Linked DNA regions of Homo sapiens: region 1 is linked to region 2. Evidence: chromatin contacts called from ENCODE Hi-C data. All regions are on one chromosome and are shown on one strand. Each heading gives the region's core, a stretch centred on a gene start or an enhancer-like site at or near the end of the contact. The rest is flanking DNA. Distances are from core to core; before and after follow the strand shown. Region 1 holds the start of CHKB (choline kinase beta). Region 2 holds the start of PANX2 (pannexin 2).

Evidence for each region. A loop is a pair of places that touch in the nucleus more often than their neighbours do. Pooled maps may share reads with other maps.
Region 1: a pooled map shows a loop between it and region 2 (3-fold over the local background). The contact joins the promoter of CHKB here to the promoter of PANX2 in region 2. A Hi-C loop is called at or near these places in 9 of 50 pooled maps.

Annotation. Positions count from the first base shown.
Region 1 is chr22:50,581,547-50,584,658 of GRCh38, forward strand. CHKB (choline kinase beta) reads right to left here and starts at 1,303. Exons shown (of 11, transcript NM_005198.5): 1 at 1,012-1,303; 2 at 703-811; 3 at 203-316; 4 at 1-7. The coding sequence starts at 1,235. CHKB-CPT1B (CHKB-CPT1B readthrough (NMD candidate)) reads right to left here and starts at 1,453. Exons shown (of 30, transcript NR_027928.2): 1 at 1,012-1,453; 2 at 703-811; 3 at 203-316; 4 at 1-7. CHKB-DT (CHKB divergent transcript) reads left to right here and starts at 1,480. Exons shown (of 4, transcript NR_110536.1): 1 at 1,480-1,777. RefSeq lists silencers at 800-999, 1,330-1,419, 1,450-1,849.
Region 2 is chr22:50,169,115-50,172,199 of GRCh38, forward strand. It overlaps PANX2 (pannexin 2), which reads left to right and starts at 1,617. Exons shown (of 3, transcript NM_052839.4): 1 at 1,617-1,842. The coding sequence starts at 1,617. RefSeq lists a silencer at 791-850 and an enhancer at 2,450-3,085.

The DNA.
Region 1 (3,112 bases), core at 53-2,552, 410 kb after region 2:
GCCGACTCTGCACCCAGGAAGCTATCAGGGTGGTGATGGGGCTGGGGCAGGAGTGGGAAGGGCTGGGGCAATGAGGGGAAGTCAGGGTTTTGGGGGAAATTCCCTACTTGGGGTGAGGGATGTGGAGGCAGACATTGGGCACTGGGGTAGGGTTAGGGGGTGGAGGTGCCTTGGGGAGGAGAGGGTAGGACTGGGCCCGTACTGGGATGTACTGTTCCAGCCGGCCCTCTGGGAAGACTCCGTACAGCTGGGGCCCCAGCGACCGCTCCGCAAGTATGGCGAACATCACGCTTTCTAGCACCAGGGAGTCCACGCCCTGAAAAAGGATGGACAGCAAAGGGGCCAAGGCAAAGTGGCACAGGGACACACATGAGGGCTCGCCTTCCTCCCACCAGAGCTGCGACTTCTGATCCAATTGCCTGGAGGCTCTGGAGCACAGGCTTTAGCGTTGGTCTATTTTTATTTAGAGATGGGGGTCTCACTATGTTGTCCAGGCTGGTCTCGAACTCCTGTGCTCAAGTGATCCTCTCGCCTCAGCCTCCCAAAGCTCTGGGAATACAGGCCCAGGCTTCGGTGTAATGAGGTGTTACTCAGACCGTGAACCTCGGTGTCCTCAACTGCGCAACGGGAACAATACTACCCGCATCGCGTAAGCGACAGGCCCTAAAGCCACTGGTGCTGCGGCGCTCACACCCCCCTCACCTGCAAGATGGCTCCGTACAGCCGCAGAAGCACCTCCCGGGGCTCCTCGCCAACGCTGGGCAGGTGGTCCGGGAGCGAGCAGCGGAAGAGCAGGTTGCTGAGGCCTCCGCTGCAGACCCACACCAGGCGCGCTCAGCCCGCGGCCGGCCCTACCTGCCGCGGCCCCGGCCCCCTCCCGGCCAGGCCGGCCCCGCCCCGCCCCAGGCGCGGGCGCAAGAGGGGGGCGAAAACATGGAGCATCCTGAGGGCCCCGCGGCTGACCCCTGACCCCGATCCGCGCACCGGAGAGGCTGACCCCTGACCTCCCACCTCACGGGGTAAACCCTCAGCTCCTCGGGCTGCACTCGGCGCCAGGCCCCGCCCAAGTACTCCCGGCACCATTGGTAGGCTCGGCGCTCGGCGTCACGCGACAGCGACGAGGCGCGCCGCCGTTTTGGGGTAGTGTCCGGGCACTTAGACTGCTGCAAGCCGTCTTTGGCCAGGCAGCCGCCAACAGCCCCGCTTCCGGCCACAGCTGTCGCCTCGGCCGCCATGGCGCGGGCTCGACCGGGCCCCAGGCCAGGCTGCGCTCCGCTCCCTTCGGACGGGCTCGGTTCCTTCCGGCCGCGCTCGGCTCCTCTTCCGGCCGGCCTGGGCTTCTCCGGTCATACTCGGGTCTCTCCGGCTCTATTCGGCTCACGGCTGCGGCGCTCGGCTCTCTCCGTGCCCCGGCCCGGGGGCTCTTTCCGAAGGCCGAATTCCGCAGATCTCTGCCGGGCCCCGCCCCTATGGGCAAGGACCAATGGTCTCTCTCTGGGCGGGGCTGCTGTTGGACGGCCTGGGCCAATCCGAGGCGCCGGAGGCCAATCAGTTGGCGGAGCGGCGCGTGCGCGGGCGAGGAACTGCCCGGGCGCGGTAGCGTACGGGAAGACCGGAGAGGAGCTGCGTCTCTGCCCCGTGGGAGCCGGCGGGGCGGCGGGGCGGCGGCTGCAGCTGCAGCTCCGGCGCGAGGGCTCCCTTGCCGGGCCCTCTTCCCCGACCCCTGGGGCGCTCCGACAAGGAAGAGCCGTCCAGCGCGCGTCCGTCCTGAGCGTGGGTGAGGCCTGGAGGAGGCGCGCGCGCTAGGCAGGGCCGCACAGCGCGGGCAGAGTGCGGGATGCGGGCACCCGGTGGGTACGCAGTAAACATTTGCTGAAGGAATGTGACCCTTGGGACAGTTCCGATGACTCCAGTTGCATAAATGCCCAGTCTACACGGGGACTCCCTGGCCGGTAGAGCCGCACCTCTGAATGAGGAGTCTTTTGCTGCCCCGCTTGAGATGCGCGTCTTCATTCATTCCCCTCTCCCCCTATCCTCCTCGTCTCCTCCAGGCCTAGAACCAATTACAGAGTCAAACCCAAGAGCCGAAGAAAGTGAAGACTCGCAGCTTGCCGCAGCCCCCTCCTCGGCCTGCGCACCTCCCATTGAGGGCGTCCTGATTTAAACGCGTGCCTCCTGCATTTCTGCTTCTGCCCCAGGCTAGAGCGGCGACCAGGAACGCTGGACCCACAGAGATCTGTGGCAATGTCTGTCGAACCATGGTGTTCTTTGGGGCATCTGACTAGAGTATTGTTTGATAACCAGAAAGAAATCAAAAATTGGTGATCACAAGGCTAATGTCACTTTTGCTGCAGTGGAAAATCATGATCATTCTGTTTAAATCTGAGTCAGTTTTGAGACCTAGAGCCCATTAATTGACAAGGAGGCTTGGTTCCTCTCAGGAAGGATCTTACAATACCAGCATCTGAGCATATACCAAGAAATATTCCTCCAATCCTTCCCTAAAGGGACCTAGAGCCACTTTAAAAAGTAACTGGTCCGGGCGTGGTGGCTCACGCCTGTACTCCCAGCATTTTGGGAGGCCGAGGCGGGCAGATCACTTGAGGTCAGGAGTTTGAGACCACCCTGGCCAACATAGCGAAACCCCGTCGCTACTAAAAATACAAAAATTAGCCGGGTTTGGTGGCTTGTGCCTGTAATCCCAGCTACACGGGAGGCTGAGGCGTGACAATCCCTTGAACCCAGGCCTTGTTGCCGCGAGCCACTGCACTCCAGCCTGAGCGACAGAGTCAGACTCAGTCTCAAAAAAAAAAAAAAAAAAAAGAAAACTGATTCTGGCTGGGGGCAGTGGGTCACGCTTTTAATCCCTGCACTTTGGGAAGCCGAAGTAGGAGGATCGTTTGAGCCCAGGAGTTTGAGACCAGCCTGGGCAACATAGCAAGAACCTGTCTTTACAAAAATTAAAAGATTAGCTGGGCGTGGTGGCAGGTGCCTGTGGTTCCAGCTACTCTGGATGCTGAGGTGAGAGAATCACTTAAGCCCAGGAGGTCAAGGCTGCAGTGACCTGTGTTCACGCCACTGCACTCCAGCCTGAGCAACACAGCAAGACTGT
Region 2 (3,085 bases), core at 367-2,866:
GCTGGGATTGGATGTAGCTGAACTGCCTGCCTCAGGATGAAGTTTGCTGGAAGTCAGGGGCTGGCATCCCTCAGAAAACATGCAAGGATCTTTAAAAACGCAGACGGCGTGAAAGCTCAAAGCAGACACATCCCCTACGCAGCCCAGGGAGGCAGGGGGACCTCCTGGTTTGCTCACAGCAGTGGCCGGGCCTGTGAACACGGGCTCAAAATACATTTTTGGAATGAATTATTGAATGAACTTAAAACTCCAATCACACTAAATCTTTTATATGAAAGATCGTGCACGTTCGTCCTGGTATAGTGGGAAGGGGACCTGCACGAGGGAAAACGGCTGCCTCGAAGAGGCAGGGACCACGCGGGATGCGCCCGCGTCTGAAGCCAGACCCCCGGCTCCCCGAGGGAGAACAGGACGGAGGGCGGGGCTGTGGGGAGCGGAGGGAATGAAGGTCAGGGAGGCGGCGGGGACCCCCTGAGCTGGCACAGGCCCCGGGAACGTCTGTGGAACAGGGGACGGGATGGGGCGTGGGGGAAGGAGGTGCGGGCTGCAGGAGCGGGGGTGATGGGGTCACTCACGGCGGCGGGACTGGGGGTACTGGGTGGGGGGGTCGGGTGGGGCCGGGGCTGCAGTGGAGGGTGTGGGGCGGGGAGATGCCCTCATTGCCCGCGCACTGGCGCCCGAGCCCAGAGAAGAGAGCGCCGGCTTCCCCGCCAGTGGCCGCAGCACCCCAGGAGCGCGGGAACCTCCGGACCCACAGCGGGGCGCGGCCGGGGCAGGTGGGGGGCCCAGGCGAGGAAGCCCCCTCTGCGCCCTGGGCTGGGCGAAGGGCCCTGCGATGCGACGGGGGCAGCCCCAGCGCGCGCCCAGTCCTCACGTCGCCACCGAGCGGCGCCCCCGCCCCAGCCCGGAGCCCCGCAGGGCCGCCCCCACCCCTGCCCACCCTCCCGCGGGCCGGGGCAGCCCCCCGCCAGCCACCCCGCGTTCCCAGGAAGAGGGACCGGTCATTACTCATTCATGTCCTTTCATTTCATTTCAATATTTTCTGCAAAGTCATCGCCCGCGCCGCATCTGCGTGGCGGGGGGCGGGGTGGGGCGGAGCCACGCCGCGGAGTCGCCGCAGGTAAACAGCCCCCTCCCCGCGGCGGGAGCGGGGCCGCCGGCCCCAGGCAGGGACAGCAGCCGCCGCCCGCGCTCCGGGCCGGGATCCCGCCGCCGCCCCCGCCGGAGGCACGCGCCAGGGCGGGGGCCGGGCTGCGGCGGAGGCGGGCGGCTCCGGTGCCCCCCGCCGCCGCCCCGGCCCGGCCCGCCCGCCCCCTGACCCCGGGGGCGGCGGCGGAGCGCCCCCCAAACCCCGCTGCGGGCTCCGCGCCCGGCCAGCCCCGCACCCGCCGCGCGCCTCCGGCTACTCCCATCCCCCGGAGCCCCCCGCTCGGTCCCGGCGTCCCCTGCCACCCTCTCCCGCGGCCCGCGGCCCCGTCCCCGTCCCGCGCCCCCACGCTCCCCGATCCCCGCCCCCGCGCCGCGCGTCCCCTCCCGCCCGCGCCCCCCTCGCCGGGCCCCGCCCCGCGCCCCCCGCCCCGCCCGCGCCCCCCGCCGGGCCGCGCCCCCCGCCCCCCATGCACCACCTCCTGGAGCAGTCGGCGGACATGGCGACCGCGCTGCTGGCGGGAGAGAAGCTGCGGGAGCTGATCCTGCCGGGCGCGCAGGACGACAAGGCGGGCGCGCTGGCCGCGCTGCTTCTGCAGCTGAAGCTGGAGCTGCCGTTCGACCGGGTGGTCACCATCGGCACCGTGCTGGTGCCCATCCTGCTGGTCACCCTGGTCTTCACCAAGAACTTCGCAGGTGAGGCCGGCGGCCGGGGCGCGGGGCGCGGGCAGAGGGGGCGTCCGCAGGTGTCCGGGAGCTGGCGCTTCCCGCGTCCCCGGCGGCTCCGTCCAGCCGCGCCCACCGTGGCCTGGCTGCGTCCGCGGCGTCCCAGGCACCTTCCACAGCCGCCCCCATCCTAGCAGGTGTCGCTGGTCGCACAGACCCCTCGTCTCTATTTTATTGTTGTTCTTCCTTCCATTCGTCCGCCCATGGCCGCGGGTGGGACTAGGCCTGTCTGGACCCAGGGGTCCCAAATGTCATGAGACACGGGGTCTGGTTTGGAGAATGTCACAAGCAGCGCCTGAGGGGATGCAGGGTGGCCAGGTGGGGACCAGGAAAGGCCGGGATGGGTGTTGACAGCAGAGAGCTGATTACAGGGGCTGGTGGAGCTGCCGGGCAGGGTTCCCAGGCTGGACTTGGGTGGAAGGAGGGCAGAGAGAGTCTCTGAGAGGCCCAGGCCCTCCACCCCTCAGGCAGGGCGAGGCCTCTCCGGGTGCACTGGGGGCCTCCGAAGGTTTGAAGCAGGGGGGCTAGCATGGGGCAGGGCCACGTGTCAGAGCAGGGAGCCTGGAGCTCCTGCAGGGAGATGGGGGCTGGACCAGGGCAGGGACCCGCGCTGGTTAGATCAGGACCTGTGGGGGCACTTGAAGCCACCCAGGCGAGGCAGGAAGATGGACAGAGCAGCCAGCCTGCCTGTGAGCCTCTGCGGGGTGGGGTCCTGGTGCCTCTGCCCTCCCCAAGGAGTGGGGCGAGACAGGTGGAGCCGAGAACTTCCTCCCCTGGGGTCTGGGCCAAGGCAAGGGGGATCAGGGTCTCCTGGCCTGTGTGGCCCAGAGGTACTAGTCTGCAGCGGGGAGGGGTGTTGGGACCCTGGGGCCCTCTCTTCTGCAGCCTCCAAACCTCAGCAGACCCTGCCTCAGCACTGGCGCTTCCCAAATCTCCCAGATGCCTTGCCTTAAGGAGTCCCCGTGGCCTGGAGACACCAGGCCTGAGGGTGGACATTGGCCAGGCTGTCTGATCCCACCCAGGGGTGGAGGAGGCCTCTGCTGGTCTCCTCTTCGACACTGGAGGCCAGACCCCGGGGATTAGAGGACCCCTGGGGTGGGCACACAGCACACTCTGCAGAGCAGGGAGCCCAGGCGTGCGGTGGGGCCTTGGGGCAGGCCCAGCATGTCCAGACACCACGTGTGTTCTCTGTGTTTGTAGCAACCAAGTACCG